3 separate regions of the Homo sapiens genome follow, and regions 1 and 3 are each linked to region 2. A link is a loop called in an ENCODE intact Hi-C map of the cell type or tissue named here. Cell type or tissue: HCT116. All regions are shown on one strand. Links, peaks and the distances in the headings refer to the core of each region. The heading gives the core; the rest is flanking DNA.

Region 1 (11,057 bases), core at 2,104-10,103, 330 kb before region 2:
CGCCCGCCTCGGCCTCCCAAAGTGCTGGGATTACAGGCGTGAGCCACTGTGCCCGGCCAAATATTTACTCCTTGATTTAACCCACTGCCACTACTAGGACCAGTGGCACTCACTAATTCACCATAAATTGGGTAAACAGTTACCTTGTTTTTATTAATCTTTCTTAAATGTATGTATAACTCACATTTATTTAAATGTTAAATATTAGAAATGTTTGGGTCTTGGCTGGGTGTCGTGGCTCACGCCTGTAATCCCAGTACTTTGGGAGGCTGAGGCGGGTGGGTCACCTGAGGTCAGGAGTTCGAGACCAGCCTGGCCAACATGGTGAACTCCCATCTCTACTAAAAATACAAAAATTAGCGAGGCATGGTGGCGGGTGCCTGTAATCCCAGCTACTTGGGAGGCCGAGGCAGGAGAATCGCTTGGACTTGGGAGGCAGAAGTTGCAGTGAGCTGAGATCATGCCACTGCACTCTAGCCTGAGCAACAGAGTAAGACTCTGTCTCAAAAAAAAAAAAAAAAAAAAAAAGAAAAAAGAAATGGTTGTGTCTTTTCTGACCAGAAACATGCTGTGGGAAAGTAACTCTTGTTTATATCAATTAGCCTATGATCAAATTAGTCTCATTACATGTTATTTTGCCTAAAGTCATAGTTACCAAGAATCTATTGATGTTAAGTGAGGACTTACTGTACAGAAAACAGCATTTTAAACACAGTTTTATCTATGCAAATGGAATCTTGAGACTACTAGATAAAGTGTTATGAATGAGAGAAATTAACAATCAGTATAAAAATAAGTCTACAATCCAGCATATCTCAGCCTAACAAGGAATGAAGACCTGGGGACCATGATTCGGGTATTTTGTTTGTAACAGATTTATTGGGGCCTATCCAAGGAAAAGTTAAAAATGATCCTTTGAGTTTTTAAAATTTTATTTATCTATGTATGTATGTATTTTCTGAGACACAGTTTCACTCTGTCGCCCAAGCTGGAGTGCAGTGGCACAATATTGGCTCACTGCAACCTCCGCCTCTGGGGTTCAAGTGATTCTTGTGCCTCAGCCTTCCTAGTAGCTGGAATTACAGGCACGTATGTCACCATACCTGGCTAATTTTTGTATTATTAGAAGAGATGGTTTTGCCATATTGGCCAGGCTGGTTTTTTCGTTTTTTTTTTTTTTTTTTTTTTAGATGAAGTCTCACTCTGTCACCCAGGCTGGAGTGCAGTGGCACAATGTCAGCTCACTGCAACCTCCGCCTCCTGGGGTCAAGCGATTTTCCTGCCTCAGCCTCCCCAGTAGCCAGGATTACAGGCGCCTGCCACCATACCTGGCTAATTTTTGTATTTTTAGTAGAGATGGGATTTCACCATGTTGGCCAGGCTGGTCTCGAACTACCAGCCTCAAACTCCACCCACCTCGGCCTCCTAAAGTGCTGGGATTACAGGCGTGAGCCACCGCGTCTGACCTCTTTTAATTGTTATTTTTTGAAGTTGGATAATATTGGTTTTTTACAATCGGCTTATGACTGCTCTAATGTTGGGAGTTTTGTTTGTTTGTTCTTCAAAAACAAAAACAAAAACCCTGGGTCTTTATTGCTACATTCAATTAAAATCCCTATCCATCCTACTGAACAAAATCAATCTCTGCAGTGCTTTCCAACCCTGACTGCACATGACCATCAGTGGTGAGCTCCCAAAAACGTCTGATGGCAGAGCCCCACTTCTGCATCACTCTTGGGGAGGACACCGGAGGGTTTGGCATCCATACTTTTAGTTTTTTTAATTTTTCCCCCCACCGCCCCCTCCCTATGCTATAGGCTCCTTTTTATTGAGGTAAAATTCACATAATGTAAAATTCATGGCATCTTTACTTTTTACAAGCCTCTTAAGTGATATGTATAGCCAGGGTTGTGGTCGACTCAACTGGGTGCTCTTTGTTTAACAACACATTGGGAACAGTTCTGGAAATAGCCGCTTGTGATGGTTAAGTTTATGTGTCAACTTGACTGAGCTATAGGGATGCCCAGATAGGTAGCGAAACATTATCCGTGGCTGTTTCTGTAAGGGTGTTTCCGGAAGCGGTTAGCGTTTGAATCAGTAGACCTAGTAAAGAAGATCCTCTCCCACCAATGTAGGCAGGTGTCACTCAATCCATTGAGGGCCTCCATCGAACAAAAGTTAGAGGGTAGAGAGTCCCTCTTTCTGTCCATGAGCTGGGACATCCACAGCTCCTGGTCTCAGACCTTTAAACTTGGATTGAATTATACCACTGACTTTCCTGGTTCTCCTGCTTGCAGACAGATGGTGAGGTTTCTCAGACTCCATAAGCCTCCATGAGCCAATTTCTATAAGAATAATAAATCTCTCTCTTTATTTATATGTAGATATTTATATACATATAGTCTTTATATGCATTTATATCTAGTCATGTGCTACATATAGATATTTCAGTCAATGACAGCCTGTATACATGATGGTTATCCCATAAGATTATAACACCATGTTTTTACTGTACCTCTTCTATGTTTAGATATGTTTATATACACAAATACTTACCATTGTGTTCCAATAGCCTGTGCTGTTCACTCCAGTAATGTGCTGAATGGGTGTGTAGCCTAGGAGCAATAGGCTATACCGTATAGCCTAGGTGTGTAGTAGTTATATCGTCTAGGTTTGTGTAAATACACTCTATGATGTTCACACAATGATGAAGCCCCCAATAACACATTTCTCCGAACATTTCCCCATCCTTAAGTGACACATGGCTATATATAACATTGGTTCTATTTCTCTGGAGAATCTTCACTAATACAGAACTCCTCTTCTGAATTTGCCTTATTTTACTTTTAAATAAAATAAGTAGTCTGGGCGCGGTGGCTCACGCCTGTAATCCCAGCACTTTGGGAGGCCGAAGTGGGTGGATCATGAGGTCAGGAGTTCAAGACCAGCCTGGCCAAGATGGTGAAACCCCATCTCTACTAAAAATACAAAAATTAGCCAGGCGTGGTGGTGGGTGCCTGTAATCCCAGCTACTCGGGAGGCTGAGGCAGAGAATTGCTTGAACCTAGGAGGCGGAGGTTGCAGTGAGCTGAGATTACACCACTGCACTCCTGCCTGGGTGACAGAGTGAGACTCCGTCTCAAAAAAAAAAAAAAAAAAAAAGAAGAATATAATTCTTGCCAGATCCATATTTCCTTCTCCATCAATGTTTGTTTTGCAGTGCTGCAGAAATTAAGATAATCTTAATTGATAGATTAGATTTCTTTTTTTTGTTGTTGTTTTAAGATGGAGTCTCACTCTGTCACCCAGGCTGGAGTGCAGTGGCACAATGTCGGTTCGCTGCAACCTCCACCTCCCAGGTTCAAGAGATTTTCCTGCCTCAGTCTCCCGAGTAGCTGGGATTACAGGTGCCTGCCACCATGACTGACTAATTTTTGTATTTTTAATACAGGCAAGGTTTCTCCATGTTGACCAGGCTGGTCTTGAAATCCTGACCTCAGGTGATCTGCCCACTTTGGCCTCCCAAAGTGCTGGGATTACAGGCATAAGCCACTGCACCCAGCCAGATTTCATTATATATTAGTCTATTCTCATGCTGCTATGAAGAAATACCCAAGACTGGGTAATTTATAAAGAAAAGGGGTTTGATTGGCTCATAGTTCTGCATGGCTGGGGAGGCCGCAGGAAACTTACAATCATAACAGAAGGTGTATTCTTCACAGAGCAGCAGGAAACAGAATGAGTGCCAGCAGGGAAAATGCCAGACACTTATAAAACCATCGGATCTCATGAGAACTCACTCACTATCACAAGAACAGCATGGGAGAAACCACCCCCATGATTCAATTACCTCCCACTGGGTCCCTCCCATGACATATGGGGATTACTGGATTACAATTCAAGATGAGATTTGGATGGGGACAGAAAGCCAAACCATATCATTCCCCTCCTGTCCACTCCCAAATCTCATGTTCTCACATTTCAAAATACAATCATGCCCTCCCAACAGTCCCCCAAAATCTTAACTCATTCCAGCATTAACCCAAAAGTCCAAGTCCAAAGTCTCATCTGAGACAAGGCAAGTCTCTTCTGCCTATGAGCCTGTAAAATCAAAAGCAACTTAGTTACTTCGTAGATACAATGAGGGTACAGGCATTGGGTAAATACGCCCATTCCAAATGGGATAAATTGGCCAAAATGAATGTGCTACAGGCCCCATGCAAGTCCAAAATCCAGTAGGGCAGTCATTAAATCTTAAAGTTACAAAATGTTTTCCTTTGACTCCATGTCTCACATCCAGTTCAGCCTGATGCATGAGGTGGGCTCCCATGGCCTTGGGAATCTCTGCCCCTGTGGCTTTGCAGGGTACAGCCCCACTCCTGGCTGTGCTTAGTGGCTGCAGCTTTCCCAAGCACATGTTGCAAACTGTCAATGGATCACCATTCTGGGGTTTGGAGAATGGTGGCCCTCTTCTCAGAGCTCGACTAGGCAGTGCTCCAGTGGAGACTCTGTGTGGGGGCTTCAACCCACATTTCCCTTCCACACTGCCCTAGCAGAGGTTATTCATGAGGGCTCCACCCCTGCAGCAAACTTCTGCCTGGACATTCAGGCATTTCCATACATCCTCTGAAATTTAGGTGGAGGTTCCCAAACCTCAATTCTTGACTTCTGTGCACCCACAGGCTCAAGACCACATAGAAGCCAACAAGGCTTGGGGCTTGCAGCCTCAGAAGCAATGGCCTGAACTTTACCTTGGCCCCTTTTAGCCACAGCTGGAGTTTAAGCAACTGGGATTCAGGGCACAATTCCCAAGGGTGCACAGAGCAGGGGGGGCCCTAGACCCAGCTCATGAAACCATTTTTCCCTCCTAGGCCTCCAGGCCTGTGATGGGAGTGGCTGCTGTGAAGGTATCTGACATGCCCTGAAGACATTTTCCCCATTGTCTTGGTGATTAACATTTGTCTCCTTGTTACTTATGCAAATTTCTGCAGCTGGCTTGAATTTCTCTCCAGAAAATGAGTTTTTCTTTTTTATTGCATGTTCAGGCTGCAAATTTTCCAAACTTTTATAGTCTACTTCCTTTTGAACAGTTTGCTGCTTAGAAATTTCTTCTGCTAGATACCCTAAATCATGTCTCTCAAGTTCAAAGTTCCACAGATCTCTACAGAAGGGACAAAACACCACCAATCTCTTTACTAAAGCATAGCAAGAGTCACCTTTGCTCCAGTTCCCAACAAGTTCCTCGTCTCCATCTGAGGCCACCTCAGCCTGGACTTCATTGTCCATATCACCATCAGCATTTTGGTCAAAACCATTCAACAAGTCTCTCAGAAGTTCCAAACTTTGCCATATCTTCTTGTCTTCTTCTGAACCCTCCAAACTGTTCCAACCTCTGCCTGCTACCCAGTTGCAAAATCGCTTCCCTTCTACATTTCCAGGTATCCTTATAGCAGTGCCTCACTTCCTCAATACCAATTTACTGTATTAGTCTATTTTCACACTGCTATGAAGAAATATTCGAGACTGGTTAATTTAAAAAGAAAAGAGGTTTAATTGAATCATAGTTCCACATGGCTGGGGAGGCCTAAGGAAGCTTATAGTCATGGCAGAAGGTGCATTCTTCACAGGCCGGCAGGAGAGAAAATGAGTGCCAGGAGAGGAAATGCCGGATTGCTATAAACCTATCAGATCTCATGAGAACTCACTTACTGTCAGGAGAACAGCATGGGGGAAACCGCCCCCATGGGTCCCTCGCATTACATGTGGGGATTATGGGATTATAATTCAAGATGAGATTTAGGTGGGGACACAAAGCCAAACTATATCATGCTACTTACGAGTGGAGGTTATAGCATAAGGCTTCTTTGTACATCTTTAAGAAAATAAGCCACCTGTCTTCTGTCATCTGTCTTCTATTTTGATCTGACTGAAAGACATTGCTAAGCTAGTTTGCAAGGCAGCTCCCACCTCTAATTCTTCCCTCCTACTCCTTTACAGTTCAGGGAGGCTTCATTTCCAAAACGAGTGTGGTCATTGTACTTCTGGCCACCAGGTGGCAGGCCAGATCCACTTAATAACACTGCAGCCTTAATCCTCACTGGCTGCAATTATTTTCCTTTTTAATCAATCTGTTATTAATAATAGTGTCACCTTTTTGTAAACAAAACCACAGAATTTTAACAATAGAGAAAAAATAAGAAGTAAGCTTGTTCATTGTCAATTTTTCTTTTTAAATCTTCCCCCAAAGGAGGAAGATGCATTGCACATTTTTGTTGACTCTGGTGTCTCTTTCAGCATCTAGATGAAATAATAACATTTCTGTTTTAGACAAATAGATATATTTCTTCTGTTCCAAAAGGTAACAGTGGGCTGGGTGTGGTGGCTCACACCTGCAATCCCAGAACTTTGGGATCCAAAGTGGGCAGATTACTTGAGGCCAGGAGTTTGAAACCAGACAGGGCAACATGGTGAAACCCTGTCTGTACTAAAAATACAAAAATCAGCTGGCTGTGGTGGAGCATGCTTGCAGTCTCAGCTTCTCTGGAGGTTGATGCAGGGGAATCGCTTGAACCCGGCGGGTGGAGGTTGTAGTGAGCTGAGATTGCACCACTGCACTCCAGCTTGGGTGACAGAGCAAGGCACTGTCTAAAGAAAAAGTGGATAGAGGAGGGTGAGGCAGGAAAAGGAAAAGGAAGTCAGCATTTCTGGAGCATCTTTTCTCAAACATTCCTTGTTTATTTGGGAGATTAAGTTTCTTCTGAGGATAAAAAAAGATTAGAAGTTAGATTGGTATTGTCTTAGGGGGAAAACAGGCAAGTAGAATGATAATAGAACTTTGTTGCCATAGAATATACAACTAAGTAATACTGTTTATAATGTTCCAATTTACTACAGGTTGTGCATGCAAGCAGTCCTCTGTTTATCTCCTCATCCTCCAGTGTCACATGTCAATTGCCCTGTCACTAACTAATCACAAACCACACTGGCCTTTTATTAGTTTCTTGAATGGCATTAAATTCTTTCTGTCTCAGTCAGGGCTGTGCACATACCTGGTATCTTCCACTGAACTGCTCCTCTCTTAGCTCTGTATAGCCAGCTCCTTCTCATACTTTGTCGTAACTTAAATATTAATAGAGGCAGGAGGCAGAGAAATCCTAGACAGACAGGGATGGGTCCCTGGGGAAACCTTACCTTCAGGTCAAAAACAGCCTGAAACCCACAGACCAGAGTGAGGACTTCCATTCCTGTTTGTTGGCTCTCTTCTTATTGGTTCTTTCTGAATAATGCCTTTTAACCAATTGAATGTTGCTTTTTCCAATACTACCTATGGCCCACCCTGCCCCCATCCTGTTCCTATAAAGGCCCCTGTCAGTGGAGGGGAGACAGCCTGACTTTGGGGAGGAGACAGCTTGACTTCAGGGAAACATGATCTGCTTTTCTGATACCCTCTCCAGCTCCCCTCTCCACTAGAGAACTGTTTTCATCGCTCAATAAAATTCTCCACTCTTACCATTCTTCAGTTGTCAAGTGTGACCTCATTCTTCTTGGACGCTGGACAAAAGCTTGGGACCCACTAAGTGCAGGTGGAGGCTGTCACACTGGCCCTTTGCCCTTGCAAGTGGAGGGCAACCACCCCACTGGCAGCTACAGGGTCAGTGGCCAACTGAGCTGCTAACACACAGCCGTTTATCGACTGTGGATGGTGGAACTAAAAGAGCTAAGTAGCACACTCACACCCCCTCTGGGGCTTTGGGATCATGGGCACCAGGCTGCCATGTTCCCCTCAAGGCAACATGACTGGTCTGGACATGGGCTTTGCATGGAGCTTGCTCCTGTATTGGTGCTTGGAGTGGCTGGCCAGATCCCATACTCACTTGCTTATGTGTTACCTCTCTCAAGGGGCGGAGCATGGTGGGCCGAGGAGATGGGGCACTCGTGCTAGGAGTCCGGCAAAAGGGCCAAGAAAAATCCTGCATGAATATTACAATCTCTGATCATCCAGTTAAAGTTTCTAGGGCCCCTCTGCTGTTGCTGTCAATCTCAAACACTTTTTTGTTTCATTTACAACACATATTGGAACTTGTATTATTTTGAATTTGCTTTTTAACTTAAATTTTATAATTTCTTTCATTAGAATATGGTTTCCATGAGGCCAGAGAACATGTCTGTTTTTCTTTTTTCTATTTTTTTTTTTTTTTTTTTTGAGATGGAGTTTTGCTCTTTGTTGCCTAGGCTGGAGTGCAATGGTGTGATCTCAGCTCACCGCAACCTCTGCCTCCTGGGTTCAAGTGATTCTCCTGCCTCAGCTTCCTGAGTAGCTAAGATTACAGGCATGAGCCACCACACCCAGCTAATTTCGTATTTTTAGTAGAGATGGGGTTTCTCTATGTTGGTCAGGCTGGTCTTGAACTCCTGACCTCAGGTGATCTGCCTGCCTCGGCCTCCCAAAGTGCTGAGACTATAAGTGTGAGCCATTGCATCTGGCCCTTTTTCATTCACTGAATAATTTCACTACTTTACAAATATGTGTCAGGCACTAGGCTAGCAGACACACACATAATATTTGTTAAATAACCATACCTTTCTAGAAGGAACTTCCCCTTTAAAGTTTTTCTATATACAAATTGAGAAACAGGTAGAAAGAATCCACATTCTTAGAACTTATTCTTAGCAGATAATTTAATTTGAATCTCAATGAAAATGAAATTTAATAAATATGACTATTAAGAGACAATCAGAGTCATATTTTTAAAAAGTACATTCACTGACCTAATGAGTTATGATGTGTGGAGAACATATCACAGAACCAGAAACATCCTGTCCAAAACAGCCTAGCATATTTTAGTTCAACAAACAAAATGATGTGTTGAAATTTAGTTGGTGAGATAAGACAAAGCCAGCCCATTTGGGTCTAAATTTATGAGATTTTTTATCCAGAACATGATTATAATGATTATTTCACTTAGAGTTGTGTGAATCTGACCTAACCAAGGATAACAATGGGTAGGTCGAAGATCATATTTATGACATCTTGGCCCTGGATTTTTCCAGTTCGTTCAGACTTCAAAACCTTTGAAGGGAGTCTTAGGTTCTTACCTTATTGTTATTAAGATGTTCGAAAAGCTCAAGAATTCTAAAAAGCCAGAATGAGGGGATAACTTTCACCAAAGACTTTTCCTTTATCTTTTGTTGTACGTGGTCACTTAACTGTTTTAGCTTAATTTAACAAAAAAGATGAGAAAATATTTTTACAGTATCATGAGATGAGGCTTCTAATGGGCTGGTGGCCAAGGATGGGGAAAAGAATCAAGGACAGATTAAATCTCCAAAGTAAGAGAATCTATTATATAGCAAACAAACTTGTATAATTAATCTCTAGGAGCACGGGTTCTAATAAGCCCAGGTACCACAAAGATAGAGAATTGCTTCTTCTGTCCAGGCAAAAGGCATGACTAAAGGTGTGACTTGCTCTCTGGGGATGATACCAATTTGGCAGCAGCATTTCCTTCCTTCCTTCTTTCCATCCTTCCTTCCTTTCCTTCCTTCCTTCCTTCCTTCCTTCCTTCCTTCCTTCCTTCCTTCCTTCTTCCTTCCTTCCTTCCTTCCCTCCTTCCCTCCCCTTTCTTTCTTTCTTTCTTTCTTTCTTTCTTTCTTTCTTTCTTTCTTTCTTTCTTTCTTTCTTTCTTTTTCTTTCTTTCTTTCTCTCTCTTTCTTTCTTCTTTTCTCTTTCTCTCTGTCTTTTGTTTGTTCGTTCATTTTTGAGACAGAGTCTCACTCTGTTGCCCAGGCTGGAGTGCAGTGGCATGATCTCAGTTCACTGTAACCTCCACTTCCCGGGTTCAGGCGATTCTCCTGCCTCAGCCTCCTAAGTAGCTGGGATTACAGGTGCCCGCCATCATGCCCAGCTAATTTTTGTATTTTTACTAGAGATGGGGTTTCACCATGTTGGCCAGGCTGGACTTGAACTCCTGACCTGAAGTGATCCGCCCGCCTCAGCCTTCCAAAGTGTTGGGATTACAGACGTGAGCCACTTTTTCTCTTTCTTAAAACATTTTGCCCAATGCTAAATTTTACTGCTTGGTTTCACCATAGTAATCTGCTCTAGAAGAAAATTACCACAGGTGGGATTGTCAAGGTGTTCCGGGATAATCATTTCTACTTTCTTTCTTTTTTTTTTTGGAGACAGGTTCTTACTTTGTCACCCAGGCTGGAGTGCAGTGGCGTGATCTCAGCTCAATGCAGCCTCAACCTCCCAGGCTCAAGCTACCTTCTTACCTCAGCCCCCCAAGTCGCTGGGACCACAGGTGCGCACCATCATGCTGGGCTAATTTTTGTATTTTTTGTAGACACAGGGTTTTGCCATGTTGCCCAGGCTGGTCTTGAGCTCCTGAGCTCAAGCGATCTGCCCGCTTCTGCCTCCCAAAGTGCTGGGATTACAGGCTGAGTCACCATGCCCAGCCCTCATTTCTATTTTCTACATGCCTTTTTTTTTTCTTTGCTTTCATTGTTCAGCTTCATGCCATGATCTTATTCTGACCATGATGAAATTAGTAGAATAGATCTTCACTTACGTTCTCTGCTCCCAGTGACTAATGTAGAGACAAGAGTTTTTATATTATTTGAATTTTTGTTATGAAAAAATGTAAACATTAAGTAATATAGACATAATAACTTAATGAACTACCATGTGCCCATCACCCAGCTTCAACTCACTCCCCAATCAAGGTGAGTGTGTATCTCCCATGAGTGAGTAAACTACCACGTGCCCATCACCCAGCTTCAACAAGCATCGACTCACTCTCCAATCAAGGTGAAATATCAGACATCATGTGATTTTATCGGTCAGTACATTTCCCTGATTTTTAAGTACATTTAAGTCAGTACATTTTCTGTTTTTAAGTAAATTATACAGGGATTCACTATGGTGACTAGTTATATCTTTTACCTTTGTTTTTGCTATTGTTTTTGTTGCTTGCATGAATTGAGTCATTTGTCTTTTAGGGTTTTCCACAGTCTTGATTTGCTGATTGCACCTCCGTATGTAGTTCAACATCTTC
Region 2 (11,057 bases), core at 1,273-9,272:
ACCCTGTGTGGGATTGAGAATCACAAAGGGGCAGTCTCGCACCTGGTCAAGATAAAGCTGAACTGAACTCTTCATTCACAAGTGGGATTCTCGTAAGAGGCAGGAAAGCAGGGACCGTCTGTCACTACAGACAGCAAGAAGAGGTGAACCTTAATGAGGGAAGAAAACAGATTCTATTAGGGGAAAAAAACATTTAATCAGAAAATAAGGCTCTGGAAAGAAAAGGCCAATTGGGGCTTTGTCTGAAGAAATAACAGAGTATTTTTCTGCCAGAGAAAGCAAGTCCAAGGGAGGAATTTTCAGATTGACCAAAGAGTATTGGTCTACATCATTAGTACTTTCAGTGAGAAATAACTGAAAATAAACTAGAGCAAAAGTTCCCCAGGTGTGGTTCCAGGACCAGCAACTGAAACATCACCTGGGAACTGTTAAAAATGCAAATTCTTGGGCTCTCCGCCAGAATCACTGAATCAGAAACTCTGAAATGGGACCCAATAATCAGCAGCTTAACAAGCTCTCCAGGTGATTCTTATGCCAAATAAAGTTTGAAATTCCCTGGTGCTGGCGCTGGAAGCAAATGAGTCACAGCTGTGAAGAATCCCTACCATTAATACCCTGGGTGGGATAAATAAAAATGGGAAACTAAAAAGTTAAATGATCAGAGGTTGGCTGTAGTTCAAAAGTAAGGATATACCTGAATATAAAATTCTTTCTTAACCTAAATGCAAAATGGGAATATGTTTAATCATTTATATAGCATCTCACTGGTTTTTTCCAGCTTGAGACATGATTCACAAAAATTGTATATATTTAAAATGTACATGATGTTTTGATATACATATACATTGTGAAACAATTACCACAATGAAGTTAACATAACCATGACCTCACCTAGCCACCATTTTGTGTGTGTGGGGTTAAAAACCCTTAAGACCTGCTCTTAGCAAATGTCAAGTATACAGTACCTTATTATTAACTATAGTCACCATGCTGTACGTTAGGTCTCCAGAACTTACTCATCTTCTAACTAAAAGTTTGACTAACTTCTCCCCCAGCCCCCAACCCCTGGTAACTACCACTCTACCCTTTGTTACTGTGTCTTCAACTTTTTTAGATTCCACATACAAGTGAGATCACGCAATATTTGTGTTTTGGCGTCTGGCTTATTTCACTTAGAATAGTGTCCTCTAAGTTTATCCATGTTGTCACAAATAGCAGGATTTCCTTATATATTTATAGAATAAAAACTAGACCGAATTATGCATTATGTTTCTTTCCTCTTCCCAATTTTTGATACCTGAAAATGATAATCTCCAGGTCAAGCCTAACAGAGCATTGCCTGTTGCCCGATGGTAATAACACCAAGAGCAGGCGCAATGCCTATATGGGGTCAATTTATAGCCTAGACACATAGCTCTAAACACATTCTCAGTGATTCATTCCAATTACTCCTCCACCTGGTGGATTTACACTGGCATTTTTCATGCCCATCTAGGTTCTTCCTAGTACCTCACCTTTTCGGCCAACTTTCACTGGTCATCCATTGGTTAAAACTCAGTCAATGTCATATCATCTTGTCAAAGCATGTTCAAACCAACAGTAAATAATATATAAATAATATCTAATAGTAAATAATAATGGAAATAATTATAGTAAATAATAAATAGTATATAAAATATATAACTAAATGACACATAAGTGAGTTCTAGATCACTATGCCAACTCAATCCTCCAACCTCATAAGAACTGAAAATCCATTATCAAAGACACTATGAAAATACAGCATAAAATAGACCCAGATACTTCCTGAGAGGTTAACAACATGTAGCCCACCAGAGGAAGAGCTGCAGCTGGAGCTAGCTGGGCTCTGTGAGCTAAAACCACACAGGAAGCCTCAAGCACAGGGGCTCACTGTGTACCAGGAGGCCCAGGGGGACCCTGACAAGACCTCCTCTCTTCTCCCGCTTTCATCCAAGGTCTAGGAACAAGGCAAAAAGCTAATTCTTAAAATAACAGGGATTTAAGATGTACCTTTAAATCCTTGGCTTGCTTTAAATTTGGCTGCTTGAGTATGGATTCTCCCCATAGGTTTACCGTAAGAAACATTCACATGATAATGTGATATTGTACTAAAGAGTCTGATGATTGAAAATAGAATGTTTGGACCCAGATTGGTAGTTTTTTTTTTTTTTTTTTTTTTTTTTTTGTCTTTTTGGGAGTTTTCCTTCATTTTTTTTTTTACGATTTCTAATAGTCATACTTTACCTTAGATTCCATGTTTTTGAAAAGTATTTTGTTGGATTTATTGAAAGTGAGAAAATTAATAATTCCTTTTATTATTATTGACTCTCTTCAAAAATAAGCATTGGCTAATTCTTTGTGCTGTCACTCACATTCCATAGTTTACTAGCTGAATCAAACCAATATATAGAAAAGACATGTGTCAAATACAGTTTTTGGGGGGTTAGGATTTTTTTGTTGTTGTTATTGTTGCTGTTTGACATATATCATCTAATTCTCCAAAATGATATCCGTGTTTTAGAGATGAAAAATTAGGGGCATTAGATGACTCACGAAAGGACATTCAATTGACAAATGTACATCTATATTTTATGTAGTCTACTTTAATCCTCGCTTATACTTACATAGGTAGGAAGGAGAGGATAAATTATGTGATCATTCTCACCCTACTTTTCTGTAATTAATTATAGAAAATGTTTGTCAAATTTTTTTTTAAAAAGCCTTTTCCATACAAATCACTTTGTTTTTTACATTCAAGGGATATGACACACAAATGTTGGTTTTTTTTTTTTTTCTTTTTTTTTGAGATGAAGTCTCACTCTGTCGCCCAGGCTGGAGTCAGTGGTGCCATCTCGGCTCACTGCAATCTCCACCTCCCTGGTTCAAGTGATTCTCCTGCCTCAGCCTCCCGCGTAGCTGGGCCTAAAGGCATACGCCACCACGCGTGGCTAATTTTTGTATTTTAGTACAGATGGTGTTGAGGAAAACCATCTTTAAAAGGCTGCTTTCCAAAGATAACTCCTCCTCTCCAAAAAGAGTTGCCTATACATGTTCTCCCTCTTCACATATGAATTCTGCTGTGTTAAAATGCTGAGTTCTAGAGAAGAGGGGGAATCTTGTGGAAACCCATATTATTAAAAATCATCTCAGCCTCACAGTTCAAATGTTGGAAAAATCAAACCACCAAGATATTTTATTAACAGTATTTCCTACCATAATCTACCTTAATAACAGCACCAATAATCCTTTTCTCACAGGTAGAGAATATCTTTTCCAACAGAGAAATACCCGTAACCAATGCAAATATTTTTTACTCATGTGCCATATTTGCTGTTGGAAATCATTATACAATGAAAAATATGTACAAAGTTCAGTATGTCACATAAACCAAATATTGTAGAATAATTCAAATTGGAAGAGTTGCAACTATTAAATGGGATGAAGAAAGTTTATTGTACCATCATTAGTCTTTAGCATTGTACTTGTTATTTTACAAAATATCTGTTTATATAGCTTTCAATCCAAGTTGATCATACATTCAGGGAAGGCAGAAATTGTGTTACTCACTTTTGAACCATCAACATACAGTGCAATTTATAAAAACCACTAATAAATAATTGCTGAATGAATGCTTTTTCTTTGATTTTTGTTTTTTGTTTGGGACAGGGTTTCACTCTGTTGCCCAGGGCGCAGTGTAGTGGCCTGATCATAGATCACTGCAGCCTCTACTTTGAATTGTCTCTCGGGCTCAGGCAATCCTCCCATCTCGGCTCCCTGAGTAGCAAGAACTATGGGCATGTGCCACCATGCCCAGCTAATTTTTAAAATTTTTCCCTTTTTGTAGAGACAGGGTCTTGCTTTGTTGCCCAGGCTGGACTCAAACTCCTAGCCTCAAACAATCTTCCCACATTGGCCTCTCAAAGTGCTGAGATTATAGGCATGAACCACCATGCCTGGCTGAATGAATGCATATTTTTATGGTTTAACATAGTAGAAGACAAACAATTTTAAATTATAAGTACTAAAAAGCTTTTAATTTATTTGACACAGAGTCTTGCTCTGTGGCCCAGGCTGGAGTGCAATGGTGCCTTCTTAGCTCACTGCAATCTCAGCCTCCCAAATTGAAGGGATTCTGCTGCCTCAGCCTCCTGAGTAAGCTGGGACTACAGGTGTGAGCCACCACACACAGCTAACTTTAGTATTTTTTGGTAGAGATGGGGTTTCATCATGTTGGCCAGGCTAGTCTCAAACTCCTGATATCAGGTGATCCACCTGCCTCAGCCTCCCAAAGGGCTGGGATTACAGGAGTGAGCCACCATGCCCAGCCCTAAAAAACTAATGTTATGTTATTGTTAACTTGATTTTTTCTTATTAACATATGATGTTCCAAGGAGTCATTGTTAAAAATTGGAGTAACAAGGAGAAATATGAAGAGAGAAAAACACTTCCTTATAAAATTACATTAATATGTTTCCTTTCTATAATTTCTATGCAACATACTGGGAATCACACATTAGTTTACAACCCAATTCATAAATTAGCATTATGCCAGAAGCATTTCTCATGTCATTGAATACTTCATAAGTCATTTGAAAGTGTGTATGTTTTTTAATTGTATGATTGTATCATATATACTAACCCTTTCATTATTGTTGGACCCAAGATTTTACCTGGTATTTGACAATTCCAATAATGCTAAGGTAAAATCTTGAGTGTGTACCATTTTGTCCACATTATTTTCTGAAGATAGATTTCTAGTAGACTCATTGGCTCAAAAAGTACTACCATTTTTTAAGGTTATCAATATATTTTGCTAAATTTGTGTGCAGTAGTTATCTACTAACATTTGCTACAGCAGTTTATGAGAATATAGTTATTACTTCATTCTGACCAGCAAGACTAATTTTCAAATAAGCCTTGATTTTAGAGCTTGGTTTATGTGGTGATGCCATCTGGTGGCCTAGTACAAAATTACAGAATCAGAAGTGAAAAACCTTTTGAAAACTGTAATGAGCAAAATTAAATTTATAAGGTGATGGCAAATAGCACAAGTCTTATACGTTGTCAGAAAGCATTCTTGCTGTTTGGATTTCTAAAAATTATCAGGAGCCATGTAAAATGAAGATTACAAACTCAAACAATGCTCATTCATTCATCTCTTCAACCTGAGTTTTTGGAGTACCTACCACATGGTAGTACTATTCCCTGCTGATGAAAAAGATGAAGTCTCCATGCATGATTTCCAGGAATGTGTAGTTTAATGGGGATACATAATGCAAATTTACCACTATAAATTTTACCAAAGGCTTTCACAAGTGGTGACTAATATTTACTAATATTTGTCATTTGAATCATTTTTATCAAATGTATGATATGTAATTGTGGTTGACTTTCTCTAAAATAACTCCAGTCATCATTCCACTTCTTGGTATTCATGCCATTGTATAATCTTCTTCCCAGAGTGTGTGCTCAAGTTGGCATCTCTGTTTCTCTTTCTCTCCCTCTTTCTCTCCCACTCCCCTCTCCCACATACACGTCCCCAGCAGAAAACAGAATAACAAACTGCCATGAAGTGAGTAGCTCTATGGAGAGGTCTATGAGGCAAGGCATTGACATTTCTCCTGTTAACAGTGAGTGAGGACCTCACACCAGCCAACAGCATGTGCATGAGGCTGCATATGAGTCTGCCCCAACTGAGCCTTCAGATGACTGTAGCCCTCACCCACACCCCAAAGGCATCCTTGTGAGAAACTCTAAGTCAGAGTCACCCATGGCTGGATTCCTGACCCAAAAAAAGCATAAGTTGTGGGATAATTTAGTAATTTGTTACACACAAATAGTTAACTAATTAACTAATAAAAAGAATTTGAGCCTGGCCTGGTGGCTCATGCCTGTAATCCCAGCATTTTGGGAGGCTGAGGTGGACGGATCACTTGAGGACAGGAGTTCAAAGATCAGCCTAGCCAACATGGTGAAACCCCATCTCTACTAAAAATACAGAAATTAGCCAGGCATGGTGGCCCATGCCTGTAATCCCAGCTACTCAGGAGACTGAGGCAGGAGAATCACTTGAAGTCGGGAGGTGGAGGCTGCAGTGAACCAAGATCGCCCATTGCACTCCAGCCTGGGTGACAGAGCAAGAAACCCTGTCTTAAAAAAATAAAAAAAAGAAAGAAAGCTATTCAAACATTTGAATAGTGATTTCAACATAATTACTCAAGTCCTATACAAAATTACTTAAGTCCTATACAAATTTAAACTACAATTACAGATTTAGTTAAGCTAAGTCTTTTGAGCACCTCAAACACCTTAAGTAGCAAATATACCCAAAGAAAATTATTACAAAACCTATTGCTTACTCTTAAACCTATCCTAAAATATAACAATAGTTTTTAAACTTCATTTCTTTTGTTATTCCTATAATTTTTATTCTTCTCTAAGGCTATAATTCCACTTGATAACTTCCATTAGTTGTATTAATGCATCCTTTTACATCTTTCTGGGCTTGTAGTGATCTCCCTAGACCAATAAGCAAAATATTTCAGTAAATGGCTGGTCAAGCAACTGATTTTTAGTCAGTTTGGGACCCGTTTGTTTTTGCCACGATAATTAACTCCAGCTGCAGGCCATGAAGTCATCTCCTATTTTAGAGTTAAACTTCTTTTGTTATAAAAATAAGACATTTCAAATTCTCATCTTTCACATGTTTTTGGATTTTTATAACCTAATATCTCCATCATAAATGATACGTTTCAAGTCTCAACCAACATTTCATTATGTATTATCCTATCTCTATTATATACTGATATTTTATGTTAGGATTATTACAAATTATGTATGCTTTATTGTATTATTTAAGGGCCACTTAGAAATTCTATATCCTAGGAAAAGAGAAATGAAAGTTTTGTAGTAAGCTTCCTTTTCATTATTATTATTATTTTTGAATTATACTTTAAGTTCTGGGATACATGTGCAGAACGTGCAGGTTTGTTACATAGGTATACACGTGCCATGGTGGTTTGCTGCACCCATCGACCCGTCATCTACATTAGGTATTTCTCCTAATGCTATCCCTCCCCTAGCCCCCCACCCTCTGACAGGCCCTGGTGTGTGATGTTTGCCTCCCTGTGTCCATGTATTCTCATTGTTCAACTCCCACTTATGAGTGAGAACATGTGGTGGTTGACTTTCTGTTCCTGTGTTGCTTTGCTGAGAATGATGGTTTCCAGCTTCATCCATGTCCCTGCAAAGGACGGGAACTCATCCTTTTTTATGGCTGCTTAGTATTTTATGGTGTATATGTGCCACATTTTCTTTATCCAGTCTATTATTGATGGACATTTGGGTTGGTTCCAAGTTTTTGCTATTGTGAACAGTGCTGCCATAAACATACATGTACATGTGTCTTTATAGTAGAATGATTTATAATCCTTTGGGTATATACCCAGTAATGGGATTGCTAAGTCCAATGGTATTTCTGGTTCTAGATCCTTGAGGAATCGCCACACTGTCTTCCACAATGGTTGAACTAATTTACACTCCCACCAACAGTGTAAAAGCGTTTCTATTTCTCCACAGTCTCTCCAGCATCTGTTATTTCCTGACTGTTTAATGATTGCCATTCTAAGTGGCATGAGATGGTATCTCATTGTGGTTTTGATTTGCATTTTTCTAATGACCAGTGATGATGAGCTTTTTCTCCTATGTCTGTTGGCAGCATAAATGTGTTCTTTGGGGGAGTATCTGTTCATATCCTTCACCCACTTTTTGATGGGGTTGTTTTTTTTTTCTTGTAAATTTAAGTTCCTCGTAGATTCTGGATATAGCCCTTTGTCAGATGGATAGATTGCAAAAATTTTCTCCCATTTTGTAGGTTGCCTGTTCACTCTGATAATAGTTTTTTGTTTTTTTTTTCTGTGCAGAAGCTCTTTTGTTTGGTTAGATCCCATTTGTCAATTTTGGCTTTTATTGCCAGTTTTTGGTGTTTTAGTCATGAAGTCCTTGCCCATGCCTATGTCCTGAATGGTATTGCCTAAGTTTTCTTCTAGGGTTTTTATGGTTTTAGGTCTTATGCTTAAGTCTTTAATCGATCTTGAGTTAACTTTTCTATAAGGTATAAGGAAGGTGTCCAGTTTCAGTCTTCTGCATTTGGCTGGACAGTTTTCCCAACAGCATTTGTTAAATAGGGAATCCTTTCTCCATTGCTTGTTTTTGTCAGGTTTGTCAAAGATCAGATGGTTGCAGATGTGTAGCACTGCTTATGAGGCCTCTGTTCTGTTTCATTGGTCTATATATCTGTTTTGGTACCAGTACTGTGCTGTTTTGGTTACTGCAGCCTTGTAGTATAGTTTGAAGTGAGGTAGCGTGATGCCTGTAGCTTTTTTCTTTTTGCTTAGGATTGTATTGGCTATATAGGCTCTTTTTCGGTTCCATATGAAATTCAAAGTGTTTTTTTTTTTTTTTTCTAATTCTGTAAAGAAAATCAGTGGTAGACTGATGGGGATAGCATTGAATCTATAAATTACTTTGGGCAGTATGGCCATTTTCACGATATTGATTCTTCCTATCCATGAGCATGGAATGTTTTTCCATTTGTTTGTGTCCTCTCTTATTTCCTTGAGCAGTGGTTTGTAGTTCTCCTTGAAGAGGTCCTTCAAATCCCTTGTAAGTTGTATTCCTAGGTATTTAATTTTCTTTGTAGCAACTGTGAATGGGAGTTCACTCAGGATTTGGCTGTTTGCCTATTATTGGTGTATAGGAATGCTTGTGATTTTTGCACATTGATTTTGTATCCTGAGACTTTGCTGAAGTTGCTTATCAGCTTAAGGAGATTTTGGGCTGAGATGATGGGGTTTTCTAAATATACAATCATGTCATCTGCAAAGAGAGACAATTTGACTTCCTGTCTTCCTATTTGAATACCCTTTCTTTCTTTCTCTTGCCTGATTGCTCTGGCCAGAACTTCCAATATTATGTTGAATAGGAGTGGTGAGAGAGGGCATCCTTGTCTTGTGCCAGTTTTCAAAGGGAATGCTTCCAGCTTTTGCCCATTCAGTATGATATTGGCTGTGGGTTTGTCATAAATAGCTCTTATTATTTTGAGATACGTTCCATCAATACCTAGATGCAGAAAAGGCCTTTGATAAAATTCAACACCTCTTCATGCTAAAAACTCTCAATAAAGTAAGCTCCCTTTTTAAGACATTTGGCTAAGTCATCATTTTATAACACAATATTCAACTCCCCTTTCTCTCTCCTTTCTTACTGTACATGAGCATCCTGTGTCTAGTTCTGCTTTTTCTAAACTGTTTGACTCACAATTCCCAATATTTTTATCCTTTACTTATACAGTTTTAAAAAATACTGCTGTATAAACACACATATATTTAAAAAGAGGAAATAGAATGATTTAGATATATTAAAATACAACTTACTAAAATTTTTATCAGTTTATTGAAATACATTTTTTAAATCTAATCTATTATATTCCTCCTCTTAGATTACAGCTACCAATAGTAAAACACAGCATCTTAGTATCACTGGCAGCTAGCACAGCCCTTGGACGGGTGACCTACAAGTAAACAATTCATGATTATATTGCGACACAAACATATTGGCGTGATAAATCAGATGAAAGAAATTAGCATATAAATTAAAAGTGTAATTGCAACAGTGTTTGAAACAAAACAATATTAATAACTACCAATAGTTGTAATCTAGAGAACTTTTGTCTTTTAAGTATCATTAGAAACTCATTGCCTTATAAAATATTAGTGTATTTCAATTAATTTATTATTATTAATGCTCAACTTGTCACAACTTGATCAAAATAAGCTGCTTCCTCCTGACTCCTGTGTTCTTTGTCTTATATGTTTCCTTATTTGCTGAAACAGTAGTGTCCAACAGTAGTGGCACTAGGGTTTATAAGGTAGGAGTGGGCAAAAGTACTGTCACTGCTATTTGTCCTTTTTGTAAAAATTTGAAGTGAGAGTCACAGGTGATGGAACGATTTTACAGTCACAGATTTATTTGTGTTTGATTTAAATTTATTTAAACACTCCTTACTTTTCCTATACTATGAGACTCATAAACTGCAAAGACTTTTCACAACAAGGAAATTTTAGATTGTATCCACTCATCTTCAGCTAATAAATCCTCCACACTGCAGGCAGCCTATTCTCCTAAAATGCAATCTTTACCCTTTCTCTCCTCCATTGAAAATGACTTCCCTTCGAATGTAAGATAAGCATCAAAAATTAACTCATTCTCTGGCCTCTACTTCTTCATCTTCTGTGACTCTCCCTACTCCCAGTCTCCTCCTACATTGGCTTTCTTTTAGATTTCAAATGCACCAACATAGGTATTTGGAAATAAGTGTCATTCTTGAGGATTTTTAAATCTAGTGCAAGAAAGCATTGCAGTAAACCACAACAAAACACAGTGTCTTCTTAGTATCACTGGCAGCTCGCACAGCACTTGGAACACGGGTGTCCTGCAAGTAAACGATTCATGATTATATTGCAGCAAGAACATATTGGCATGATAAATCAGATGAAAGAAATTAACATATAAATCAAAAGTATTATTGCAACAGTGTTTGAAACAAAACAAATATTAATTATCTAGATCAAAACAAAATTACAGAAGCATAAAATTATTGAGGATGGCAACAGCATAATGTGGAACAGTGCCCAATAAAAGCCAGCAAAAAAGATGAATGTAAGAAAATCTTTTTTTTTTTTTTTAAACGGAGTCTCGCTCTGTCGCCCAGGCTGGACTGCAGTGGCACGATCAAGGCTCACTGCAAGCTCCGCCTCCCAGGTTCACGCCATTCTCCTGCCTCAGCCTTCTGAGTACAGTAGCTGGGACTACAGGCGCCCGCCACTGCGCCTGGCTAATTTTTTGTCCTTTTTTTAGTAGAGACGGGGTTTCACCGTGGTCTCGAGCTCCTGACCTCGTGATCCGCCCGCCTCGGCCTCCCAAAGTGTTGGGATTACAGGCGTGAGCCACCGCGCCCGGCATCAAAACATGCTATG
Region 3 (11,057 bases), core at 1,411-9,410, 530 kb before region 2:
TCCTGAATTATTTTATATTACTGGTCTTTTGCTCCATTGCCACCTTTCAGGACAGGGCTTACATCCATTATCTGAAAAGCCAGACGTATATATTAATTATCTTGATTTCTTTATATTAAATATGGACCATTTAATGCAATGTTTGAGTTAGTCTTACAAATATCTCATTTCCTCCCATGTTCACAATAGCCAAAATATGAAAACAAGCTAAATGTTCATTTCATTGATGAACAAGTGGATAAAGAAAACATAGTGTGTGTGTGTGTGTGTGTGTATATATATATATATATATATATATATATATATATATATATATATACAAGAAAAAACTTTCCACAAGAACCTCCATGTCCTCATTTAGAATTTAATTTAATTTTTTACCTCACACACCTCTTTTTTTTTTTTTTTACTTCCACTTGACACCTTTCTGGGGTAATAGGTATGTTGTACCTGAATTCCACTCTCCCTCAAAATATCTGTCTCAAATTTGTATATACATTAGTAGGTATCAATCAGGAAGGTCTCCCTCAACCCATTCAATAGGCCCTGCCACAAAATTTGAAAAGTTTAAAAAATTCAGAGCCCTGCTTATGTACATGGGTGTACATTTTTGCAGACAAAAATCCCCTGTGCCCTACCTACTCAGCAATCTTCCCCCTTCCTATCAATCTTCCTCTTCCCCTGAATCATTGGTCACAACTGATCTCTTTGTTTTCTTTGTCTTGGTTTTTCTCGAATGTCATATAGCTAGGATAATATGATAGCTTTTCAAACCGGCTTCTTTCACGTAGTAATATGCATTTAAGATTCCTCCATGTTTTTCATAGTTTGACAACATTTCATTTTGTTGTCGAATGATACTCCATTGCATGAATGTACCACAGTTTGTTTATCCACTCATCTTTTGAAAGACATCATAATTACTTCTAATGTCTGGCAATTATGAATAAAGCTCCTGTGAAAATGTGTGTGCCAGTTTTTGTGTGTGTTGGGAGCAAGCCCCCCAAAATCCGGCCATAAACTGGCCCCAAAACTGGCCATAAACAAAATCTCTGCAGCACTGTGACATGTTCATGATGGCCCTAACACCCATGCTGGAAGGTGGTGGGTTTACGGGAATGAGGGCAAGGAGCAGCTGGCCCGCCCAGGGTGGAAAACCACTTAAAGACATTCTTAAGCCACAAACAATAGCATGAGCAATTTATGCCTTAAGGGCATGTTCCCGCTGCAGTTAACTAGCCCAACCTATTTCTTTAATTCGGCCCATCCCTTTGTTTCCCATAAGGGATACTTTCAGTTAACCTAATATCTACAGAAACCATGCTAATGACTGGCTTGCTGCTAATAAATACGTGGGTAAATCTCTGTTCGGGGCTCTCGGCTGTGAAGGCTGTGAGACCCCTCATTTCCCACTTCACACCTCTATATTTCTGTGTGTGTCTTTAATTCCTCTAGCGCCTCTGGGTTAGGGTCTCCCAGACCGAGCTGGTCTCAGCAGTGTGTACAGGTTTTCCACTTTCTATGGTTCCTAGATTGTCTGTTAATACTATACTTACCTCTATAAGAAACTGTCAAGTTTACCGGGCCGCGAGGGTGCAGGCTGCGCAGATGGTGTGGTCCTGCGCCCCGAGGGCCGCAGCAGCTCATCCGGCAGCTCCCACCCCAACAACCTGGAAGGGGGCGGGACTTCCGTTTGTACCCGGCTGTGGCAATCTGTGGTGAAGTTGAAATGCTTTTCTGCTAGACTGGCAACATGTTTTGATTCTTCTCAAATAACTCGCAAGCTCTTGTGAAGCACAACGGCCTACCTTGTCCTGAAGAAAACATACTCTAAGGCCCACAGATGATTAAACCCAGCCATTTATGTGACAATAGCATTTTTATTTTTCTTATCAAGATCTGGGTATTTGATCCACACAATGGTAAAGATTCCCATGTTAGCCAAGATCTAAATGATTCAAACTGATGATACTCTCTGCAGAAGAGGTAAGAACCACTGGCAGTAGGGTGGAAGGTATGTCATTACAGATGATGCTGACAGAGAAGGTCATCTGAACCTACTTTATAAGAAAGGCATGATTAAAGGAGAAAGGGGAAAGGGCATTCTAGGTTAGGAAAGATTCTGAAGAAATGTAAAATAATATGAAGGTGTGAGCTGATATATTTAAGAAATAATGAATGATATGTGGGAGTATGTATCATCTGCAGAGATGGATGAGGGAAGATGCAAGTGGAGGGGAAGGCTGGAGCCGCTGGTGGAAAGACGTTAAGTGTATTTCAATGGCCTGATACTGCAGGCAGTAGACAGCCTCTGTAAATCAGGTAGCTTCCTTACTCTTGCTCCTACTGATCCCTCAGTCTAAAATGCCCTCTGCACTTTCTCTTTAGAGATAGAGAGGGAAAGGGAGTCAAACACGAAATCTCCAGGAGGCCATCCCTGGTTATTTCTTACTCCTCTGTTGATTTCCTTTAATCTGTGAAGTGTCTTCTAACTCGTGGCCTGAGGCTTTAGTGACTCTGCTGACTCATTGTCTGGTGCTACTGATTGTGCTAATGGTCTTCGATATTGTGTCCAGTGCCCCCCACCATTTTGGGAAGAAATTGGCTTTAGTTTTTACTCAGATTGAAATTTTATTTAGAAACGGGAGTAGCAAGACCAGGTGCAGTTAGTTACACCTGTAATCCCAGCATTTTGGAAGGCCAAGGTGGGAGGATTGCTTGAAGCCAGGAGGTTGAGAAATGGGAGTAGCAACCAATGTCGGTAGAAGAAACAGCATATAATAACAGGATGTGATAAATCTCAAGAAAAGTTACGCACAAATTACTATGGCAGCAGGAACGAGTGAGCCGCCCGATGCTGTCAGTGAAGGCTCTGAGGATTGGGAAGGATTGGCAGGGTTACAGGAGACAAACAAATGCTACAAATAACATTCCAAGTAGAAGGGGAAGTGAGGGTAGGGAAAGGAATGCAGACAAGGCTGAGCCTTGTTTGGAGAGCTAAGTTCAGTGTTGCAGATGCTCAATGTCATACCTTAGGAGGGAATTGCAAATTAAAACAACAATGAGAAACCACTGTATACTATTTGAATGACTAAAATCCAAAATACTCACAACATCCAATGCTGGCAAGGATGTGGAGCAACAGGAGCATTCATTCACCGCTGGTGAGAGGTAAAAAGGCATAGCCACTTTGGAAGGCAGTGTGGCAGTTTCTTACAGAGCTAAGTATAATATTAACATACAATCTAGCAACCATAGACGCAGGACAAGAACTCGGGCAAAGACGCCACAGCCACACAGGTTTCTGAACAGAAAATCAACATCCCAAAGATCCCGTAACATAATCTATGCTCAATCTCCATCTGTATATTAAAATCCATCCACCTACCTCCTTAGGGATTTCTTTTTTTTTTTTTTTTTTTGAGACGGAGTCTCGCTTTGTCACCCAGGCTGGACTGCAGTGGCGCAATCTCGGCTCACTGCAATCTCCGCCTCCCGGGTTCACGCCATTCTTCCGCCTCAGCCTCTCGAGTAGCTGGGACTAAAGGCACCCGCCACCAAGCCTGGCTAATTTTTTTTTATTTTTAGTAGAGATGGGGTTTCACCGTGTTAGCCAGGATGGTCTCGATCTCCTAACCTCGTGATCCGCCCGCTTCGGCCTCCCAACGAGCTGGGATTACAGGTGTGAGCCACCGCGCCCGGCCAATAGGGATTTCAAGCTTGTAATTTTCTTTCTTTGGTTCGCTCTGGCACTATCAATTTCTTTTCATCTCCACTTGTTCACTCACCTTCACCTCCCAACATGGTATAATATCTCCTATGTTAAAAACAAGCAAAAGCCATCTTTTGTTTACCATGCCCCCATACACACGATTCTAATTTTCTTATATTTCTTCTTAACATTTCTCTAATTTTCTTGACAACAAAAATGTTCAAAAATCTCTCTGTGCTTACTGTTTCATCCTACTTTTCCTTTATGTTAATTAGGCTTTTTCCTTCACTATTTCTATGAAAACACTCCAGTCAAAGTCACCATTAACCTCCACATGAACACATCTAATGGCTAGTTCTCAGAATTCATCTCACGCACCAGATAAGCATTCAAAAAAAAAAAAGATTATTCCCTTTTCATAACATACATTCTTCTCTAAAATACAGTGTTCCCTAGGACACCGTTCTCTTCAATTTCCTTTTGCTTCATTCACAACCCAATCCTCCCTCAGATTTGGATTCCTCCTTAAATTAATTTAAAATGTTGTTGTGTCCCAGAATTCAGTTCTTGGTCCTCTTGTTTTTTTTTTAATTTATCCTGGGATGAACTAAATTGGATAGTACCCATAGAATGGCCAGAATGGGAATTAATCTCTTGTAACCTCATGACTTAATAGCCATACATTGATAATGTCCAAAATTATATTTCCATACCATTGCTTGATCTCCAGAACCACATATCTGACTGGATTCTTGGCATATTGACTTTGATATATTTTAGGATTTTTTAACTTAACACATCAAAAAATGAGTGACTCTTCCCAATGAGTTTCTCCATCTCGATAAATGAATATTCCATACCTACGGTTCCTCTGCCAAAAACTTGGAATCACCTTTGACTTTTCTTGCTGCTCTCACATGAATTAAACATGTCAGAAAATATTGTTCACCTTGGAAAATATGGAAGCACAGTTATTAATTATGGAAGTATTGTTGATTGAGAATACCTTAAAAGAAATGCTGAGTTAACATGATAGGAGGATTCATTCTCACTCTGTTCTTTAACAGTCTTTCCATTCTCACATCTTATGCCTGTTTCAGAGGACACTTTTAAAGTGGGGCCTAAATTGGATAGTACCCAGAGAATGGCCAGAATGACAATTAATTCAGAATTATTTACAAAAAAAGAAATAGGGAAAAATGAAGATGAAAGCCAGAGTTATCAAAGGCATAAGGGAAACAAAAATAAACTAAAAGCAGAAGAAAAATAAATGGCCACAAGGAGGAGACAGAGGATGGATATAGGATGGAATTTATTTTTAAATGTATTAATATAGTCACCCAATTAGGTGAGTATGCCTGACCAGGATAATAAAATGTCTGAATTAAAATGAAGCACTGTGAAGACAGGCTGATTGATTCAAATCCTGGATCAACACTTACTTGCCCTGTGGCTTTTGGCAAGTTACTGAGCCTCTGTGCTTTATTTTTCTTAGCAGTAAATTTGTCATAAGTTTAATGCCTACCACAAATGTAACTGATAAAAGCATATAGAAAGAGCAATAAATGGCAGCTGTCATAGTGGAAGTAAGTTTGGATTATTCTGGATTATCTTAAAAAAAGGAAGAAAGCTGGGACATTGCCCAAGCACTGACAGTGAAGCTTAAACAAACCAATTCTCATGAGCCCAACCAGGGTCTGCCTCCAGCCTGTCTGGAAGAACTCAATTATATCACTTTTCTTCATTTGTAGCACTTTTCATGATGTAAAATTATGTTGATCTTTGCTTTCGATGTAAAATTATATTGGTCTTTGCTTTCTATGTTTCTTTACTATCTGTGCTCCCCACCCTTTACTATAATACAAGCTCATTGCTTGTATGATTCATTAACGATTAGTCCCCAGAAAATAGAAACATGCCTGGGACTTCCACAGTGATCAATAAACATATGAAATGGGAAAAGTTCTCTTGTCCCCCTAGCAGAGTGTGCAATGGAGGTATGGCTCGCTTCTTCAGTGCCCCGCTACTCAGACCTCTAGGGGAGGGGCAGGCTGTGGGGCTCCGGCCCCACGGTAGTGTCTAGGAGTAAATGTTTGTATCTGAAGCCCCAGTGGGCGTGTGTTACAGGGTGCTCTTTTAGTTTAGCCGTCCATAGGTGGCTTGTGTTAGTCAGCTCAATTAGACCCCTACCTTATAGCAAGGACAGAGGCTTTCTGCATCCCAGGGTTCTTACCTTGGTGTACTGGAAGAATCAGATCACACGTGGGCTTGGAGAATGAGTGCAAGGTTTTAGTGAAAGGAAGTAGCTCTCAGCGGATGGTGGAGCCAAAAGGGTGATGGTTTTCCCCTGGAGTCTGGCCACTCAGTGGCCCAGGCTCTCCTCTGATTGTCCCGGCCAAACTCTGCCTTGTTTCACCAGTTGGTGGCCTGCCGATATGCTCTTGACGTCCAGCCACTTATGTCTTGTTCCATTGATGACTACTCTCAATGTCCAGCCACTTATGTGTCTGCCTGCTAGGGTCTTGGGGGTTTTATAGGCACAGGATGGGGACATGCGGGCCAGGATGGTCTTGGGAAATGCAACATCTGGGCATGAAGGCAGGAGTGCCTGTCCTCATCCAGGTCGGTGGGCAAAGGCCCGGGGGTGGAGCCCTCGCCAGGGATCCGCCTTTCTCTATCCAGCACTTCTCTGCCCCACTTCTGTATCACATATGTTCAAATAAATGATTAATTAATTGCCCTTGCCATGAAATTTTGTAGTAATTTTAAAGGAAAGTGCAATGGCAAATATACTTAACATACTATGAATCCTCAATTCAAATATACTTGATCAGACCACTTTCCCTCAATCAATCGCACTATTTCCCATAATCGCACTGAGTAGATTAGATGATAGTACATTTTTGTTGTTGTTATTGTTTTGTTTTTGAGACAGGGTCTGGCTCTGTCACCCAGGCTGGACTGCAGTGGCAAGATCCACGATCTCAGCTCATTGCAACCTCTGCCTCTTGGGCTCAGGTGATCCTGCCACCTCAGCCTCCCACGCAATGGAACTACAGGCGTGCGCCACCACACCCAGCTAATTTTTTAAACCATGGGTTTCACCATGTTGCACAAGGTGATCTCAAGCTCCCGGGCTCAAGCAATCCTCCCACCTTAGCCTCCAAAAGTATTGGGATTACAGGAGTTAGCCACCATGCCCGGTGCCTGGTACTGCTTTTTACAAGAAGTATACTTATTCAAACTCCCAGTTTTTATTAAGATGTTTGCCCTGCCTGATAAACATTGCCTTCTTCTTTTTCTTCTTAGGCAATATTTACCTTTCCTTCAAATACCAATGCAAATCTTAATTAATCCAACTGATTATCATTCATTCTTATTTAATTTTTACTTCCATGTTTGGTATGCAAATGCCTGATAAACTTTGTGATAGGACTGCAGTCTGACACATTTTTCCCTTCATTTTCACTACTGTTTGTCACAAATGTTCTGCCATAATTTTGGTCTGATAGTTATTAGTTGTTTGGTGTATTAACTTTTAATAAAGCTCATTCCACTTTGAAATCCACATGTTTAAGCTTTCTGTAAATGAAGGAGAAAATATTAACTATACTTTTCTATGACAGGAAATCTTACCCCTTTACAAATTAAATAGCATTTAGTATTTGTGTGAAAGCCTGGTAAGTCAAAGGCAAACCAACAATTGTAATGAAGAGGGCTGAGAGAGAGGACTGAATATCACTAATAGAAGCACCTGAGGCTTTAGCTTAAAGGTGGTAAGAAGTCTGTGAAAAGCTATGACCAATTACAAAATACTTCTTTTGTTTCTGTCTGCAGTCATAACACCCACAGTAGTCAACATCTTATTGCCCTTCTCTTCTACACATCCACAGGCCATCCCTGTATATTAATCAGTCTTATCTACAATGTTATACATTCCACTAATTTCAATTCTTACTGCATGTACTCCTTGTCATTGTTATCTTAGTATCTTTTACTCATTCTTCAGCTATACACATAGATAATAGAGTCTATGAAAGACATCAAAGTGTAGTAGAAAGAATTTACAAACTGGGTAGATGCTACTAGGTACTACTTTTTACAAGAAATACCATGATTTAAAAAGTCCCCCAAATTTCTTAAACTTCTCTTCCCATGATCAAAATCAGGATGATAATGCCCGTCATACATATATGCATTCATTCATTCAACAAATACGTATTGGGTAACACAGGAAATTCTCACTTAACATCATCAATAGATTCTTAGAAGCTGCGTAGAAACAAGGTAGAACCAAACCAACCAGCATATTTCTGGTCACAAAAACATCACCTACCTTGTAAATAAAGACTCAGAACACTTCTAAGAGTAAACATTAAAACAAATGTGAACTATACCTATTACGTACATTCAGAAAAGATGAATGAAAACAAGATAATTATATACCCAATTTTTAGTAAATCAGTGGGTGTTGGTGGTCATAGTAGTAGGTAAAATCAAGGAATAGATGTTTGCAAAGTAAAAATTGACAGAAGCACCTTCTAAACCATGCCGTTCAACAATACACAATCAGGAATAGGGCGGGCTCACTGAGCGCTTTCGAACTACATTGCTTATTTACCTGCATTTGTATAATTATTGGCTATTTTACAAATTCTTATTTTACAATAATTTGTATTCATTCATTCATTCATTTTCCCACATACTTATTTCAGCTCCGTGTCTCAGGTGGCCAGAGACCATTCAGGCAGCTCAGGGCCAAGGAGGGCACTGACTATGAAGAGGCCACCGACTATGAAGAGGCCACCATCCCATCGCAGGGCACACTCACACGCACCCGCACTCACTCACACTGGGACCATGTAGACACGCCAATTCACCTAACGTTCACATTTTGGGACATGGGAGGAAACTGGAGGACCCAGGAAAAACCCATGCAAACACGGGGAGACCGTGCAAACTCCACACAGTGGCCCCAGCTGGGAAGCAATTTTTTTTCTCAACATCGTTATAACAAAACAATCTTACATAAAAGGATGTTACTCAAGAACCTGCTTTAACTGCATGTCAGTCACTATTTTAGAGCCATGGGACATTTTCTTCTGGGGTTAAAGGACAAAAATTTTATTATCAAAGGTAACTCTATGTGTGTTGGATAGTGATCAGCGTTATGGAAAAGAGTGAAGCAAGGAAGAGGGACAAGAACGTGGGCTGGTGTGTAGTTGAGTGGGGAAGATGTCTTAAATGTTAAAAAAAAAAGTTCACATAGCCTAAGAATTAGTGAAGGAAGGGTTAAGAGTCCCTTTTGGCTAAAACAAAAGTTTCAAGAACAGAAGCTGTGGTAGGTGAATGGTAAGTGACTGGATTTACCCAGCTTACGACTGGGAACCACTGAATATTTTAACTGAGATAAAAAACTCAGTGACAAAAATGGGTTTGGGATTTTAATTTTTTTTAATTTGTAGTACTTTTAAATAATTCAGCATTTCTTGGAAATGAGCTTTTATTATTAAGAATTGGTTTTTGGTAAAAATATTTGAATCATACTAAGTTTTTGTTTCCAAAATCAGGTACTGTCTTTTTTGTTTGTTTGTTTATTCTTCACCTCATTCTCAAAATAATTTGAAGAGTGTAGAGAAAGAAATTTTAGAATGGAAGACCATTTTAAGTGAATTGACAAAGAATTCAGAGTGAAGGAGATAGCAGGGAGAAAAAAAATATGTACAAGCTATGCCAAAAGGCGTGTTAGTAAACAAAATATCTGCCACTATAACCCACATAGTTACTATATTGAGAAGTCTAACATTCTGCTAATTAGAGAAAAAAAAGAAATCAGGTCATTTATAAAGTAAAAGACTACTACTTAATTGGAAAAAGGGAAGCTTTACTGCTCATGGGGGTTTAACAACAACAACAAAATACTTCCATAAAGCTATATAAGAGCTACTCTAATGGCAAAATAGACAGCATCCTCCCCAATATTCCTACAATAAACACATCAGCTAGCTTTGTATGGCTGTTCTTATAACTACTTTCAATGCAAGCTAAAATAACTTAAAAGCTCATTTCATAAAGTTAAATGTGTGTGTGTGATTCTCCAGTTGCTGTTTATTAAAGTAGTTATAGGATGGGTGGGCATAAAACAAAACAAAACAAAAAATGCAAACACATCAGGCCTTAACAGAGAGTAATATTTCAGCTTGGAGAGGTAAAGTCCATTGGGGATGAGGATGGATGTGTGGTATGGGGGTGGGCCATGCCTATTGTTGATGATCATCAGGAGAACACAGGTGAGATCTGCCAGCAAAGCTCTTTCTATTACTTGGAGGACCCTGAGAAGGCAGGGGCAGGGGCAGGGGTGAGCCTTCCCCATAGCTAACCCATACTGCCTGCTCCTTGATGTCTTTATTATATGCCTACAATTGGCCCTGCTTCCTCCTCCTGGTGGTGTGTGATGGCTTTGATTCTGCTGATCCTGTGCATGGGGATGGTTGTCGGGCTGGTGGCTCTGGGGATTTGGTGTAAGTGTTGACTCTGCCAAAGATTTGATTGGAGGAAGGCAATACCGAAGGGTCATGGCATATCCCACTAAGCTTCTCAATGGTCACTATTTGTCTGTTTGTCACTATCCAATTGTCCTATACATAGCTGCCAAGATACTCTCAATAAAGGAGAACACTGACCTTTTCCTTGTGATCAAAATAGCTAAGTTTTTTATTAATTAAAAGTATTTTTAAGAATTTACTACTGGCTTTTAAGAACTCCTCAGTGTGGATCCAAACTATTTTTAAAAACTATTTTGTCCCTCTTCCTATCTTGCATATCCTAAGAATCAGCCAAAATGGAGTTTTTCAATTTCATATGTAAATCCTATGTTCCCCTGTCTGAAATCTTTCTCATTCTATTCTCTCTACCTAAAATTTGCGTCATCCCACTTTGTTTACTAAAATATTGTGCTTTTTTCCTCCAGGAAATCTCACAGTCCTCCAGTGGCACATTGTAGTCTGCGTAGCTGTTGCTTGTTTGTATATTTGTTGATTTTTCATGAGATATTTTAGAATCTTTCATTTATCATCTTTTATTTCTTCGTTATTTACCTAATTATCACAAGTACTTTATTTATTTATTTATTTATTTATTTGAAACAAAGTTCCGCTCTTTCACCCAGGCTGGAGTTGCAGAGGTGCTATTTTGGCTCACTGCAAACTCTACCTCCCAGGTCTGAGAGATTCTCATGCCTTAGCCTCCCGAGTAGCTGGCATTACAGGTGTGCACCACCACAGCTGGCTAAGTTGTGTATTTTTAGTAGAGACAAAGTTTCGCCACGTTGGCCAGGCTGGTCTCG

The links. Hi-C counts contacts between places; a loop is a spot of excess contacts. Peaks named below come from ENCODE experiments on the same cell type or tissue, not always from the same donor. Only the 100,000 strongest peaks of a DNase experiment are listed, where the experiment ranks them.
Region 1: a loop joins it to region 2, with 10 times the contacts of the local background. A loop is called at or near these places in 100 of 110 quality-filtered maps.
Region 3: it touches region 2 in a loop (15-fold over the local background); 7 of 110 quality-filtered maps call a loop at or near these places.

The regions. Positions count from the first base shown.
Region 1 is chr12:10,229,900-10,240,956 of GRCh38, forward strand. It overlaps a transcript of KLRD1 not described here. Among named protein-coding and RNA genes, the nearest start is that of GABARAPL1-AS1, 20 kb to the left of the region's middle. In HCT116, for the core only: a CTCF peak has its summit at 6,039 (motif pointing right); a DNase peak (open chromatin) is centred at 6,042.
Region 2 is chr12:10,557,535-10,568,591 of GRCh38, forward strand. All of the region lies in intron 1 of LINC02446 (long intergenic non-protein coding RNA 2446), which reads left to right. LOC105376675 (a long non-coding RNA gene) reads right to left here. Exons shown (of 2, transcript XR_931358.2): 2 at 9,456-10,513. Among named protein-coding and RNA genes, the nearest start is that of LINC02446, 9.7 kb to the left of the region's middle. In HCT116, for the core only: a CTCF peak has its summit at 4,962 (motif pointing left); a DNase peak (open chromatin) is centred at 4,957.
Region 3 is chr12:10,028,987-10,040,043 of GRCh38, forward strand. It overlaps CLEC9A (C-type lectin domain containing 9A), which reads left to right and starts at 1,696. Exons shown (of 9, transcript NM_207345.4): 1 at 1,696-1,986. LOC102724020 (a long non-coding RNA gene) reads right to left here and starts at 1,637. Exons shown (of 4, transcript NR_169587.1): 1 at 1,557-1,637. In HCT116, for the core only: a CTCF peak has its summit at 4,971 (motif pointing right); no DNase peak of the experiment used is centred there.